2 separate regions of the Homo sapiens genome follow, and region 2 is linked to region 1. A link is an interaction called in ENCODE POLR2A ChIA-PET data of the cell type or tissue named here. Cell type or tissue: B cell. All regions are shown on one strand.

Region 1 (8,000 bases):
GAAGATTGTAGCTTTGTTTTTTGGAGTCTGGAAGGGGAAAACATTTTAATATTTTTTAAAAATAAGACTTTAGCGTAACTGTCACATGAAGTCCATTTCCCACAATTTATTAAACATCTTAACATACAGAGTAAGGGACAAATTGTAGTCCCTATCCATATTCTAGACAGACAAAATCTTGCCATATAAGATAAAGGAAAAATTTATGCAGAATTAGAAGATAAAAAGTTAGGGAAGTAAACCAGAGACTACTTGCTAGAAGAAATTAAAGCTAAAGGCATTTCATGGGGACAGATTTTGAGAAGTTTGAAGTCATTTTTATATAGAGGAAGATAAAGCAGATGTGGTAAGAATAGAAGCTAGTGAGAGGATGAAGGAATAGGTAAAAATTTAAGGCTGGGTGTGGTGGCTCAGACCTGTAATCCCAGCACTTTGGGAGGCTGAGTCAGGAGGATTGCTTGAGCCCAAGAGTTCAAGACCATTCTGGGCAACATGACGAAAACCCATCTCTACAAAAAATATAAAAATTAGCTGGATGTGGTGGCACACGCCTGTAGTCCAGCCACTCGGGAAGCTGAGGTGGATAACCTGCGCCCAGGAGGTCAAGGCTGCGGTGAGCCATGATCCATATGCCAGTGTACTCCAGCGTGGTGACAGAGTTGAGACCTTGTCTCAAAAAATAAATAAAAGATTTAAGCATATCCTGGGGTAAGGGACTAGAAAAAAGCCAAAGTATTACCAGTTAAATCAAAACCCTTATTTTTAAAAAGTAGTTACCATTTGAACATCCAACTTAATTACAAAGTTCATCTTTTCTTCACTATCTAGCACCTCTAAAAGGCAAAATAAGGACTCTGACTTTGAAGATGTCTGAAGTAGCCTACAAATGTAAATAAACCTATACATATGTAATATACTTTACTTGTATTAGTTAATTTTAAATGTAACAACCTTACGTTAAATTTAACAACCTTAGGATTATCATTTGTTCAATTTCACAGAAGCAACATGCTCACAGCAGTTACCTGTCCAAGATCATACAGCCAGCAAGTGGCTGCATCTAAAAACTAAATTGCAATACTTGGATTGCTGCTTAACTGGGAAGTGGTTATTTGTTGTTGGCGGTGTTTTTTTTTTTTTTGAGATGGGGTCTCGCTGCATTACTCAGGCAGGAGTGTGTTGGTGCCATGGCTCACTGCAACTCTAAACTCCTGGGCTCAAGTGATTCTCCCCTGCCTCAGCCTCCAGAGTAGCTAGGACCACAGGAACACGCCACAATGTCCGGCTAATTTCTTTGATTTTTTGTAGAGATGTCGTCTCACTCTGTTGCCCAGGCTGGTCTTGGACTCAAGCAATCCTCCCCCATCGGCTTCCCAAAATGCTAGGATTACAAGTGTGAGACACTGTGCCCAAATGGAAGTGCTTATTTGAAATAAATGTGGATCTTTTAAATATATGTCCCTCATCCTTTTAGATTTAAAAAGTCAGCCGGTTGCGGTGGCTCACGCCTGTAATCCCAGCACTTTGGTAGGCCAAGGCAGGCAGATCATGAGGTCAGGAGATTGAGACCATCCTGGCTAACATGGTGAAACCCTGTCTCTACTAAAATACAAAAAAAAAAAAAAATTAGCTGGGCGTGGTGGCGGGCACCTGTAGTCCCAGCTACTCGGGAGGCTGAGGCAGGAGAATGGCGTGAACCCGGAAGGTGGAGCTTGCAGCGAACTGAGATTGCGCCACGGCACTCCAGCCTGGGCGACAGAGACTCCCTCTCAAGAAAAAAAAAAACGTCCAGGTCAGTGCTTCTGGAAACAAAGTGTGTTTCAAATCACCTGAGGGTTCTGTTTAAAGTGCAGACTCTGATTAGTAGAGCCTGAGAGTCTATATTTTTAACAAGTTCTCAAGTGATGTTCATCCATTGCCCACACATCTGGTAGACACGCTTTAGGGCAATAGTTCTCACTACTGTTCACTAGAATCATGACTTTTAAAAGCTTCGAAGGAGGTGGGTTTTTTCCCGTTTAAAAAAAAAAAAAAGGCTTGCCAGGTTGCTGTAACATGCAGCAAAATTTGGGAACCATTGTTCTACAGTGAGGCCTGGGAAATACTTTTTTAAAAATTCATTTTATTTTTTGAGACAGGGTCTCGTTCTGTCATTCAAGCTGGAGTGCAGTGACAAGATCTCACTGTAGCCTCCTAAGCTCAAGCAATCCTCCCCCTTCAGCCTCCCCAGTAGCTGGGACTACAGGCACACGCCACCATGCCTGGCTAGTTTTTATATTTTCTGTAGAGATGGGGTTTCGTCATGTTGCCCAGGCTGGTCTGGAATTCCTGAGCTCAAGCAATATGCCCGCCTCGGCTTTCCAAAGTGCTGGGATTACAGGCATGAGCCACCATGCCCAGCCTATTTTTTGCTTTTTAAATAACTTCAAAAATAATGCAGTGTTTGGGGGACACAACAATTAAGTAACTTGTATATAAAACGTTTACTAACCAATAAGTTTTTGAATGAGCCTGTAAGTGGTTTTCAAAAAAGCTGCTTACCTGCAAGTGCTGTCTGTCAATGAAGAGAAACACTGACTGGTTAGGATTGTTGACAACGATTCCAGTCTTGTCCTTGCGGCTCAGTACATGCAGAAACTGTTTTTCATAGTCACCATGATGAAACTCAAATTTGGCCTAATTACAAAATACAACATTTATATTAAACTACAAACAAGTTATACTACCTATCTGCATCTATATGCTAGCTGTGCTGTCCAATAAAGCAGCCAACAGTCCGTTATCTTTTCCTCTTTAAAAAAACAAATTTTGGCAAACCCACAGCCAATAATATCACAGGCAAAATTTAGATTAAAAGCAATTTACAATTCCATTCTTCAGTAGCACTAGCCACATTTCAAATGCTCAACGGTCACATGACTACTGGCCACCATTAAGAACAATCTCTTGAGATACAGAACATTTCCTTAATTGTAGAGAATTCTATTGGACAGTACACTCCACAACAGCAGTTGATCAGGAAATGCTCTGCATCAAAATGACTAAATCCTAGTACTCCACGATCATAAAATTGTATTTTCAAACCTACTCAGTCCAAGACTCCCACCATAGTACTTTAAGCCCCAAGGACATCTCTTTTCTTTTGATTAGGAGTCACATTGTTAATTGCTGTTTCTAAGAAAAAAAAAAAATAAATCTGTTTATTCTAACCCTAGCTGCACAACTCACTAGTTACGTGACCGTATGCAAATCCCTTAAACTTCAGCTTCCTCATCTATAAAATAAGGCTGTAACCCATTTCACAGGACAGTTAAGAGGGTTAAATGAAATGTAAAGCCCACAACTGAAATATAGTTTTGCTCCTCATAGATAGGCTATGTTTTTATGTGAATTTTTCCCACAGTTAGCCTTGGGTCATTCTCAAAAATTTGTGAAGTTATGAAAGACTGTTATCAATTAAGTCAGAACACTCCCTTCAATCTTTTAACATGAGGAAGATCAACTCCATCCTCCCACAAAATATCTGTTGGGCATGGTGAGACACCAAATGCTACATGACATGACCAGGCTTGATGGAGAATTCAAGAAACCTAGATTTAACAATATGATATTTAGACAATACTGAGTTGTACAAATAATTGTTAGTCCATTTTGGTTCAAACAAATTTTATTGCCGTTACGTCAAAAACAGTAGGAAATAATAACATTGAAAAACCAAGTTCCTGCTATGTAGCATTTTATACCTAGGAGCTTTTCTTATAAACCGTAACATAAAATATGATACAGCATCACAATATACCATATGTAAAATGATACTGAATTGTACTTCCATACAATTCAAATATTAAATTATTAGTATGATCATAAGCATATCAAAAGCATGCTATTAGCTACTAAACAATAGGAATAAGGTTACTTCAGCCTTAAGGGGCTTATTATACTGCTGAAGAGGACAAGTACAGCCAAATATAAAACCCAACTTGCTTCAAATCCTTTCCCAGAATAAGATGTGGTTATCTGTAAAACTCCAATTTTTTTTTTTTTTTTGAGACGGAATTTCGCTCTTGTTGCCCAGGCTGGAGTGCAATGGCGCGATCTCGGCTCACTGCAACCTCCGCCTCCTGGGTTCAAGCGATTCTTCTGCCTCAGCCTCCCAAGTAGCTGGAATACAGGCATGCACCACCACGCCCAGCTAATTTTGTGTTTTTAGTAGAGATAGGACTTCTTTATGTTGGTCAGGATGGTCTCAAACTCCCGACCTCAGGTGATCCATCTGGCTTAGCCTCCCAAAGTGTTGGGATTACAGGCGTGAGCAACCGCGCCCGGCCCAAATTGGGTTCTTATCATCAAACCACTATAGGAGAAAAAAAAAAAAGTAACAGTAAGTAACACGGGAACATTATGATTTTGGATTGCGCCTTTAAAGATTAAGAGGATTTCCCCAGGACAAAGTAGTAATGGTAAGTAATCTGATAAACGCTGACTGGGCATGGTGGCTCAGACCTATAATCCCAGCACTTTGGGAGTCCAAAGCGGGAGGATCACTAGAGGCCAGGAGTTTGAGACCAGCCCGGGCAACACAGTGAGATCCTATCTCTACAAAAATAATTAGTTGGGCATGGGGTGCACACCTGTGGTCCCAGCTACTCATGAGGTTGAGGTGGGAGGATCACTTGGGCCTGGGAGTTCAAGGCTGCAGTGAGCCATGACTATGCCACTGCACTCCAGCCTGGATGACAGAGTAATACCCCATCTCACCATCTCAAAACAAAACAAAAAAAACAGCCATACTAGGAAACAGAACCAACACAAAAACAAATGTGTTAAAAACTGAAATACTATTCAAGTAACAAAGCTGCAATATGGTAAGCAACCAGGGTGGGTGCAAGAACCGGTAACCACACTGAAAAAAGGTTTGAGTGAGACTGAAAAAGGCCTTCCTTATAGTTCTTTAGCATTTCAATTCTATCATATTGAATATCCACTTATCTGAAAAGAAATGGTACACACACACACACACAAACACACACACACAACTTCTCATAAGCAGCATGAAAGAAGTAATTCCCACAGAAGTAACGAAATATTCTAACAGTCAGGGGAGGAGCTAACCTTGGCAGTAGCATTAATAATGAAGAGAAAAGAAGAGATACATTTTAGTAGTACCTCCCAGCACTTCACAGTACACTGAAGAACTCAGTATTTAAAAACAATCCTTATTCTGGTTCCGATTATATCCTCACTACCCATATATTCAGGTTTTACAGTGCTTCAAAAGGCCAGGCACGGTGACTCACACCTGTAATCTCAGCACTTTGGGAGGCTGAGGCAAGAGGATCACTTGAACCTAGGAGTTCAAGACCAGCCTGGGCAACAAAGTGAGACCCCATCTCTACAAAAAATTAATTAAATTTTAAAAATAAGTAAAGTGCTTTAAGAGTCAAAAAACAAAAAACAAAAAAAAGAGGCCTGCAAGTTAACATTTACCATTCCTTTTCTCATTTTCTTTGAGAAAGAACTGAGTGAGTTATATTTAAGGCCCCTCATATAGGATATTCACACATTTTAAATTACTTCAGAAAAGCAAATTAGTTCTTACAATATTAACCTACTTACTGCAGTTGAATTCTAAAGTCATTACCTACATCATACTGCTTACACTCAGTCCAGAATTTTAAGATTCTATAATTAATATAGGTAAATTTTCACAGTACAGGGTAGTGAGTTAAAAGCACAGTCAGTCCAGGCTTTTATCCTATTTAACTGCCTTGGGCCTTATTTACCTAATTTCTGTCTCAGTTTCTTCCTATCTACCCAGTTATTTTAAGGACTGAGATTAAATATATATAAAGTAAGAGAAAGTCTAAGGCCAAGTGTGGTGGCTCATACCCGTAATCCCACCACTTTGGGAGGCCAAGCCAGGCAGATCACTTGAGGTCAAGGACACCACCCTGGCCAACATAGCAAAACTCCGTCTCTACAAAAAAAATACAAAAATTAGCTGGGTGTCATAGCATGCGCCTATAATCCCAGCTACTCAAGAGGCTGAGGCACAAGAACGGCTCAAACCTGGGAGGCAGAGGTTGCAGTGAGCCAAGATCACGCCACCACACTCCAGCTTGGGCGACAGAGCAAGACCCTGTCTCAAAAAAAGGACGGGCATGGTGGCTCATACCTGTAATCCCAGCACTTTGGGAGGCCGAGGCGGGTGAATCACGAGGTCAAGAGATCGAGACCATCCCGGCCAACATGGTGAAAACCCGTCTCTACTAAAAATACAAAAATTAGCTGGGCGTGGTGGCATGTCCCTGTAGACCCAGCTACTCGGGAGGCTAAGGCAGGAGAATCATTTGAACCAGGGAGGCGGAGGCAGAGGTTGCAAGGAGGAGGAGGTTGCAGTGAGCCAAGATCACACTACTGCACTCCAATCTGGCAACAGAGTGAGACTCTGTCTCAAAAAAAAAAAAAAAAAAAAGCTGAAACTAGTACAGTCAACTCTCAATAAACATCAGCCATGACTTCAAAGAGTACTATTTGACACAAGACTAAAGTTAACTCAACTATTTCAAATAAGGTCCCAGTGGGAAAGGCAGGGTATTAGAAATTTGAAAACATACTGTAATAAGCAGACCTACATTTTTCCAGTGGGAAATCCTTAACTAAAAAACAACAAAATCCTAACACCACCTCCAGAGAGCAGCTAGAGTTATCAGCCCTGCGCTGAGAACTTTAAACATGCCTTTTCTATTCCTGTTTTCATGCCTTTTATATTCATTTTCTCCCTTCAGTCAGATATCATCCATTAAATGACCGAAATACAGATGCTCCACGACTTGTGATGTTACATCCTGATAAACCCAGTGTAAGTTACACGTATTTTAAATCAAAAAGTGACTTTTGAACTTACAACAATTCCAATTTACAATGACTTCACCTGGATGTAGTCCCATCATAAATCGAGGAGCACAATGAATTCATATGGCTTTCACATCATGGTAAAGTTGAAAAAATCTTAAGTCGAACCATTATAAGTCAGGGGAATCTGTATACAGTACTTTCTTATGTATGTAACCAATGGATTATTTTTAAAACTTAGTTGAATTAATCTTAAAACATTAAAAATGATAATTATTAGAGCTTATGTGTAGCAACATTACCATGGGGCGGGAGAGTATATCAATTTATACAGTCTGTGAAAAACATAAGCACCACAAAGATACTTCAGGGTAATAAGTAGAAGCAAAAGTTTTAAATGACAAATAATCCTCACAATTAGCTTAAAATAAAGAAGCCTTCTAATATTTGATTTAGTGTACTTAAAATGAGTCCTTAATATCATTTTTCTGATTATAAAAGTATACTTAAGAAAATCGTGGCAATCTATGCCATAAATTATAAAGGAAACACAAATGTAAATATATATATTAAAAAAGGAAAGTTAGCTATACCTGACCTACAACTAAGCATAATTAACACTTTGGTGGACCTCCATCTTCTATGCATACAAATATACTGTAAATAAAACTAGGTTCAACATGAGTAAATGCCCTTAACACTAGAGGGGGGATTCACTTGAGCAATGTCTAGTATACCATGACAAACAGTCAAAAGTCAGCAAGATTTTAAGGTTAAGAATGACTACTAAATTTACTTCTTTCTTCTATAATTTTATATACAGATCAACTTCTACAAAATGATTTCTTCACCCATTTCAGATCACATTCCTTTGGGAAGCAGCAGTTAAATATACGGTTTTAGAAGGATGTGTGGTGAAGGCTTCAAGAGTTACAGATCTCAGAAGCTCATCTGTGGGCCCCTCTATAAATCAGTAAATGTCCACTTTAAAAGATTTTCTCTAGTCATAATTTCAAAGCCACACTGGGCAGGTGGAACCACCACACTGTCAAGAGATTCTATAATCCAAACGCTTTCTTCTCTTGCATCACAATATTCTAAATAGGGGAGACTCGTGAAATAAAACTATCAGAAACCATTTTCCC
Region 2 (8,000 bases), 330 kb after region 1:
AATCAGCAGGTTGGAAACGGCAGCAACACGGTTTCTGCTGTGGTCTGGGACACTTGGGTGCTTGTATCCACGCTGAAAAGCTAAATCTGCAACCGTAGTGCCTCCCCATACCGGTACAAAATCCCAGAGTGGAGGAGGCCGGGGGAGAAACATGAGTGTGGTCAAGGCCTGACCCTTGCCAGATAACAGGTGAGCCAGGACAGAAAGCTGATAGGAAGCTGGGCTGCTCTGTAAATTGACGCTGGATCTCTCTGCAAGCAGGGGCCATCTGCAGAGTGGGTAGCCTTGTGCAGATGGAGGACTGTGGGAGAGGTGCCCACATATTCTTCCTATCCCGGGCCCCTCTGTCTCCCTGAGATCTTGCCTTCAGGTTCTCATCTGAAGACAGTGGTATTTAGAAGAAAATCTAAGACTGTTTCTATGAATCAGAGTGCCTTCCAGAGCTGCACGTGCAGTGAGGAATAGCCAGCTGGGTTCTTACCTCCTTGTGTAGAATTGTCAACCCAGGATGGTGGCAGACAGGAGAGCCCTCCTTCGAAGTCCCACAGCCCCAACCACAGTCCAGGGCATCGTCTGTGGGATTCAGACTGCTGCTTGACCAGGTCCCCTTGCCCAGTCACAATTAAGAATGCCATCACACTGAGTCAGGAGAATGGCCGGCGAAGCAGAACAAGACAATTAAGTCACATTGACACTGGGAGGAAGTCGCCAGTGGTATCTCTGAGACAGCAGATTCCCTAATCTCAAGTGCATATCAGCTTTGTCACTGTTGTCTTTTCAGTGGGACAGAGAAAACTCATTTCCATTCCTCTGATTGGAGTCCACAAAAAGTGCTAACCAGTGGCTGCCTCCATCAAAGCTCTACCTAACAGAGTTCAACGGGTTTTTGTTTTGTTTTGTTTTGTTTTTTGAGACAGCATTTGCGCTGTCACCTAGGCTGGAGTGCAGTGGCATGATCATAGCTCAGTGTAACCTCCAGTTCCTAAGTTCAATCAATCCTCCTGCCTCAGCCTCCTGAGTAGCTGGGTTTACAGGCACACACCACCATGCCCACTAACTTAAAAAAAAATGTTTATAGAGACAGGATCTTGCTATGTTGCCAGGCTGGTCTCTAATTCCTGGCCTCGAGTGATCCTCCCACCTCAGCCTCCCAAAGCATTGGAATTACAGGTGTAAGCCACCACGCTAGGCTAGAGTTCAACTTTTTAAAGAGGCGAAACAAGTTCCAAGTGGGCTCTGTCATCTGGTTGCATTTACTTGTACTGAAAATAGCCTGGAGATCCTCTGTGGGGGCAAACACTCCATTTTCCCAGAAGAACAGGAGTCACACCCCTAGGGGCCAAGATCAGTTTTTCCCTAGTGTATCTGTGTTGCCTCCTGTGTGGTGTGGTGTAAGCCAGCTGAATGTGAGGGTAGGGTGCCTGGCTGAGGAAGATGGGGATGCCTTCTCCAGTATGACATGTCTCCCATTATTTTGGGAAAAAATGTGGAGGTGGCAATGGTAAGCCCTTCATACTGCCTCAAATGCCACTATTACCATTTTTAGGCCCTCAGCTCCCAATAGCTACATTGCCAGGAACTGTGCTAGGCACTTGACATATTTTATGTCTTTTAATCCCCTCCAATAACAATGGGAGGTGGGTGTTACTGTAATAAGCATTTTAAGGTTGAGGAAGTGGGCATTCAGGGAGGTGGAATAAATTGCCCACAGGCCAACAGCTAAGAAGTTGTAGAAGCAGGATTTGAAGCCAAATCTCCTGGTTGTCAAAGCTTATATACTTTTCAGGGTTTCTTTCCTTTAATCGCCCACCCCAACTGTGGCAGACTAAAGGAAAGAAAGGCTCTCGGGGCATTCAGTTATCTGTGCCCACCCCTCATTCCCGTGCCCTGCCCTGACCCTGCTGTCATCATGTAGAAGGCCCAGGCACCCACGGGCTGTTGCTGTGTCTATACTCCTCTTTACCTGGGCAGGTCACAGGTAAGCAGCTTGACAGGGTTTACAGGACACCAGATAGGTCCTTCTCCCGAATGTCTGCTCAGTATCACACATGTGTGTCTTTGTAGTGACCTTTGGCCTCTTTTAAAATTCAAATATCCCTAAGAAGGGTAACATATTACCGTTCTCATACCTTGGTTTGATTATTATTATTATTTTTTTACTACACTGCTATGGACTAGAAAAGAAAATAAATATTTCATTACAGATTCTGGGGGTGAAAGGAAGAAGTGAGGAAGGCTTAGGGAAGATGAACTTTGGGATCCATTGCTTTACTATGAGTTTAATTTTGATGGAACCCAAACGGTTATTGAGTAGATGAGGTACCAGGTATTTTACTAAGGGTTACAGGCATGCAGAGCTTATTAAGGATTTGTTCTCACCTGGGGAGATTTGAATATGGTCCGGGTATTAAATAATATGTGGGGATCATTGTTAATTTTATTACGCAGTTATGTAGAAAAATGTACTTATTTTTTAGAGACGCTCTTACTAAAATGTCATAATGTCTGATTTATTTTTAAATGTTTCAACAGGAAATTAGATGAAGCAAATATGGCAAAATGTTAATAATTGTTAAATTTAGGTGATAGATATATAAGATTCATTATACTATTTTCTCAACTTTACTGAATGTTTGAAAATTCTCATAATAAAAAGTAAAACAAAAACAAACAAATGAGCAAACAAAAAACCTAAAGCTTTCCAGTAGCTCAAAATCGAAGTTCTATTGCAAAGATGACAATTAGGTTTTGTAGTAAGCAGAATTTGAAGATGGCCCCACGATTCTTGCCCCTTGGCATACAGGTTCTGTATAGTTCTTGAACCTTGGGTATAAATATGATGAGATTTTACTTCTGTGATTAGATTATGTTATATGGCAAAAATGAGGGATTTTTCAAATGTAATTAAAGTCCTTGATCAGTCAATTTTTAACTAATCAAAAGAGAGATTATCCTGGGTGGGCCTGACCTAATCAGGTGAGCCCTTTAAAGAAGAGTCTATAAGCAGCAAAAGACCCTTGTTGGCCTTGAGGAAGCAAACTACCATGTTATGGAGAGGGTCATGTGGCAGAGAACAATGGGTGGCCTTTAGTTGCTGAAGGCCTCAGGCCTACAACTGCAAGGAACTAAATTCTGCCCACAACCATTGAGCTTGGAAGGAGACCCTGAGCCTTAGATGAGATTGCAGCCCCAGAGAACACCTTCATTGCAGCCTTGGGAGACCCTGAGCAGAGAATCCAGCTAATTCATGCCCATGGAAGCTGTGAGATAAAAAATGTATGTTGTTTTAAGGCAATAAACTTGTGGTAATTTGTTACAAAGCACTAGAAAACAAACATAAATTTCAACCAGTGAGGCAATTCTAATTGATTAGACATGGCAGCTTAAGGCACTATATTAGAAAGGATTCCAAGCCAGGGCCTGGCCCCCGTGGGGAAAAAGGAGAGAGCTGTGGTTGATTACCAATGTCTGCATGGGCATGGAAATGGACAGTGGTGGCACATGTCCCTCCTATCGCCATTCAAGGTCCCTCTGTGTATTTAAAGAAAAGGGGTTTACTAATTTATTTTTCTTAATGACAAAATAACCCCAAAGGATTATATAACTTGAGTCCCCAAGTTGGAGGAAACGCTGACCTATGAGAAAAGCTTCAGAGAAAGAAGACAGGAAACGTTATCAAAGCAGATTTTAGCAGCTGCAAAATATTGTTGAGGGCCACCCTTGCAGGCTGACATTTGCAGTGATAAGCGTCCTTCCCTCGCAGGTGTCTTCACTCTTTCTCCCTTTCCACTTTCTCTGATTCGCTGCCTGCAAACATGCACAGGTCTTTTGTGAGTTGGAAAATGCAACCCTCCAAAAATGTCACTTGATCCTGTTCCTGTTTCTAACTCACACTGACTCTCATGCAGCAGGGCTCTTGACCATCCTGGAAGAATATCAGAATTCCCTCCTTAGGCATTATGCCAAAGAGGTCAGGACCAGCCTGCTTAATGTTGAGCTTACATTCAACATCTATTAATATATCATTTCATATTAAAACCATGCAGAAATCAGCACAGTATTCAGATGTTAGTCTCAAAATTTAAGTGAAATTTCTGTAGTAAAGCAGGCTTTTCTGATAACTCTTATTTTAAGAGTATAGGCCGACTTCCCATCCATACTAGTGAAACCATGCAGATCCATAATCCAGCTTTTCTCAGTGACGGATTCCATAACGGAGGTATTGGATTAAAACTTAGGATCACAACTAATTTCCTACAGATATAGAATGAAGTTTCATAAAAACTGGAATTTAAATTTAAGGTACGCGCAAGTAAAAGAAACATGATCAAGAAGGTAAAGGCCCAGAGAAAACTGATGGCTTCTTCAATTATATCAAAGAAAAAGAAGTATTTTGCTTGATGCAAATTGTTTGCTTGTCTTTGAATTGTCATTTGGAATCCAACCAGCTCAGCTTGCCTCCGAAACTAGTAGACTGTGACTATTTTGGATACATGTTCCTAAGCCACTCATTCATCTTAATTTAATTGTCTATACCAGGGGCTTTTAACACATAAGGAAGAGTTGCCAACATATAACTAGGCATCTAGGCATAAAGAACACTGTGTGATAGACTTCTACTTTTTTTTTTTTTTTAGATGGAGTTTCGCTCATCGCCCAGGCTGGAGTACAATGGCACAATCTCCGCTCACTGCAATCTCCGCCTCTTGGGTTCAAGCGATTCTCCAGTCTCAGCCTCTTGAGTAGTTGGGATTACAGGTGCCCACCACCACGCCTGGCTAATTTTTGTATTTTTAGTAGAGATGGGGTTTTACCATGTTGGCCAGGCTGCTCTTCAACTCCTCACCTCAGGTGATCTGCCCAACTCGGCCTCCCAAAGTGTTGGAATTACAGGCGTGAGCCACCGCGCCCGGCCTGTGTGATGGACTTCTAATGAGAACAACACCTAGCACATAAACCAGGGCTTGGCTACTGGTGGTCCACAGTTGTCACACGTTGCCTCAGAACATTGGTATTACATATTTAAAATTCAAAGAATAAACTGCCAACATTTAAACTTGAGAGCTTTCACATAGAAATTAGTGTTTCTTGCTTTTTTTTTTTTTTTTCGAGACAGAGTTTCGCTGTTGTTGCCCAGGCTAGAGTGCAATGGCACGATCTCAGCTCACCGCAACCTCCACCTCCTGGGTTCAAGTGATTCTCATGCCTCAGCCTCCTGAGTAGCTGGGATTACAGGCGTCCACCACCACGCCCGGCTAATTTTTGTATTTTTAGTAGAGACAGGGTTTCACCATGTTGGCCAGGGTGGTCTCGATCTCTTGACGTCATGATCCTCCCGCCTTGGCCTCCCAAAGTGCTGGGATTACAGGCATGAGCTACCGCATCTGCCTGCTTTTTTTGAAAAATTGGAAAATCCACCAACCTCTACCCCATTCCTCATGGAAACAATCTGATGGCATTGAATGGTGGGTGCCCCACTATGATGGGACACATATTTCCCCATTTGCTGCACCCTCTACCACTGCCTATTGCTACCTCATATTGAGGCCAAATGTCAGTTGTCATTTATCATCATGCTTTCACTATCATTTTTCTCACAACAGAGACAGGAAGAAAGTGAACTATTCCTTACCCCTGTGAAAACAGACCCCTTTCACTCATTCTTCTTAGCAGCCCAGCCCTCCACCCATTTGAATTTGCTGACATCTGAGATAAATAAACATCTCTAAAAACAGACACACACAAATTTGTTACTTGTTCATGAGAAATGGTCTTGGCATACATAGGAAATGCTTTTTCATTCTCAGATTACTCCAGCACTAAAAACTCCCTTTTGGTTAGAGTTCCTGTCTACTCAGTTGTGAGTTTGATAATTTAAGAAGCATACAATTGGGCCCTTTAAAGGAAATATGACTCACTGATCCTTGAATTTCACCTCATCTAGCGACACTGCTGATAACCTGTTTGATTCAGATGTTCCATTTTTTTCCCCACTGTAATAAACAAAAATTCCAATTCACATGACTCCTTGACCGATGTAAATATTTATTTGTATTTTCCATCTGGTTGGAGAAATAAAGAAAAGAGGCCCTGTGGCCCTGTCTTGCTCACCACTTGAAACAAAATGTATCTAGTTACCTCTAATTAGGATAGGGCTGGGAAGGAAATAGGAAGAGAGAGAGTCGGTAAAAAAATACCAAAGTCCATTGGAAAACGGAGCACAGGAAAGTGGAAGAGAGGAGGAAGGGGGAAAGATTGGAGAAGATTTGCAGAGGGCAAGAAATGAGTGTGTTGCGGGAAAGTGTGGAAAACAAAGGCAGAGAGTAGGTAACACCAGACGGGACACTCACGGTTGAGCTGGCGCCTCCGGATCCTGTCCCTCCATGGCCTGTTTCTGATCCAGTGTAATCGCGAAGGTAACACCATGGTCCCAACAGAGCGGCCTAAAACCTGCTCATGGCAAAGGAACAAAAGGGTCTTGCAGCTATCCTGGAAGTTAAGTCCAGACGTATAAAAATGAAAAAGAAAACTTAACCCCCCCCTTTTTGTTCTTTTCTTAAAAAAAAAAAAAAGAGTATTTGAGGCTTCCGTTGACTTCTTTTATCTTGTAACTTGCCTTGCCTTTCCTTCCCTTAACTTCCGACTGGCCCGAAGGCAGCTGCTGTGCTGGGCTGCCCTAGCCTCCTGTGCCATGTTTTATGCATGAAGATGATGGGGCGGTAATTTATTCAAGCAGAGACGATCACCGGGCTCCTGTGTCTGCCCTCGCGTCAGAGGAGCCGTGCAATGGCAGGGGGAGGGCAGGTGTGTCTGACTGCACGCAGGAATGGGCTGAAATGGGAATCCCTCTCTGTAGGCAGAAATGAAGAGCAGAGCTTTGCTGCTAGAGCTGAATCAGAGCAACACCCCTTACCTTTTAGGGCGTATGATTTATTTACTGCTGGGTCTCCGGTATCTAATATAGTGCCTGGCACTTGGTAGGTGAGCAATAAATATTTGTTGACTGAAAGAATGATTCGGTGATAACCAACATAAGTGATTTCATACTTTCTTTTTCACCAGTTAATCTGCCCAGTGCACTGTCTTCAAATATGTCTATTTGAATTTTCTCACCCATTCTTTTTCTCCACCTACGATCACACTTGCCCCTCACCTACTAGTTCATACTTCAAAGCCTCATTTTACATGAGGCTTTCCTGAAGCCATAGACATGGGGCTGTCCTCCACGCACCTATTGCTCTCACCTGCAGGTGGCCCATGTCTGCACTGCCCAAATTTGTTAGGCGTTTTGTTTGTTCTCTGATTTCTTTTAAAGCACGCATCCAGGCTGGATGAAGTAGCTCACACCTGTAATCTCAGCGCTTTGGGAGGCTGAGGTGGGAGGATCACTTGAGGCCAGGGCAACACAGCAGGACCCTATCTCTACAAAAAATTTTAAAATTAGTTGGTCTTGGTGGTGTGTGCCTATAGTCCCAGCTACTCCAGAGGCTGAGGCAGGAGGATTGCCTGAGGGAAGAGTTCAAGGTTGCAGTGAGCTATGATTGCACTTTTGCTCTCCAGCCTGGGCAACAGAGAAAGACTGTATGAAGAAAAAAGAGAAAAGAAAAAAAAATTGCCCACATTCAAATACTGAGTAAGCTTCTTGGTGGCGAGAACTGTATATTCCTCTTTCTGAGCTGCAACATACAGGGGTTTACATGGGGAAGTGGTACATCAAGGGGTGGTTTGGGGCAGTTTTAGTCAGCCCCCTAAATCTCCATCAGCTCCTCCTCAAAATTCCCCAAGTAAAAATACACTCTAACTAAATACATTATGTTGGCTATAATACCACACTTAGGTGCTACAGCCTCTTCCAAATATGTGGCTGAAGACTCTCTTACATAGACATTCTAAAGCTGCCCCTGGCAGGGGAAGCTCAGTACATTGATTGCTTACTTTGTTCCAAGCTTTTCCTCTGTGCAATGTCAGATTGCTCCAGAGAACAAACAGTTATTGATCAA

What was found. Peaks named below come from ENCODE experiments on the same cell type or tissue, not always from the same donor. Only the 100,000 strongest peaks of a DNase experiment are listed, where the experiment ranks them.
Region 2: POLR2A ChIA-PET joins it to region 1 with 5 read pairs; 10 of 35 experiments call an interaction of 5 or more read pairs at or near these places.

What each region holds. Positions count from the first base shown.
Region 1 is chr6:24,706,236-24,714,235 of GRCh38, forward strand. C6orf62 (chromosome 6 open reading frame 62) reads right to left here. Exons shown (of 5, transcript NM_030939.5): 4 at 2,542-2,676; 5 at 1-27. Among named protein-coding and RNA genes, the nearest start is that of C6orf62, 8.9 kb to the right of the region's middle. In B cell, no CTCF peak of the experiment used is centred here; no DNase peak of the experiment used is centred here; H3K27ac peaks cover 3,277 bases.
Region 2 is chr6:25,035,501-25,043,500 of GRCh38, forward strand. LOC102724765 (a long non-coding RNA gene) reads right to left here and starts at 641. Exons shown (of 2, transcript NR_187803.1): 1 at 482-641. It also overlaps a transcript of RIPOR2 not described here. In B cell, a CTCF peak has its summit at 7,246; DNase peaks (open chromatin) are centred at 5,671, 6,751, 7,211, 7,721 and 3 weaker places; H3K4me3 peaks cover 5,671 bases; H3K27ac peaks cover 7,202 bases.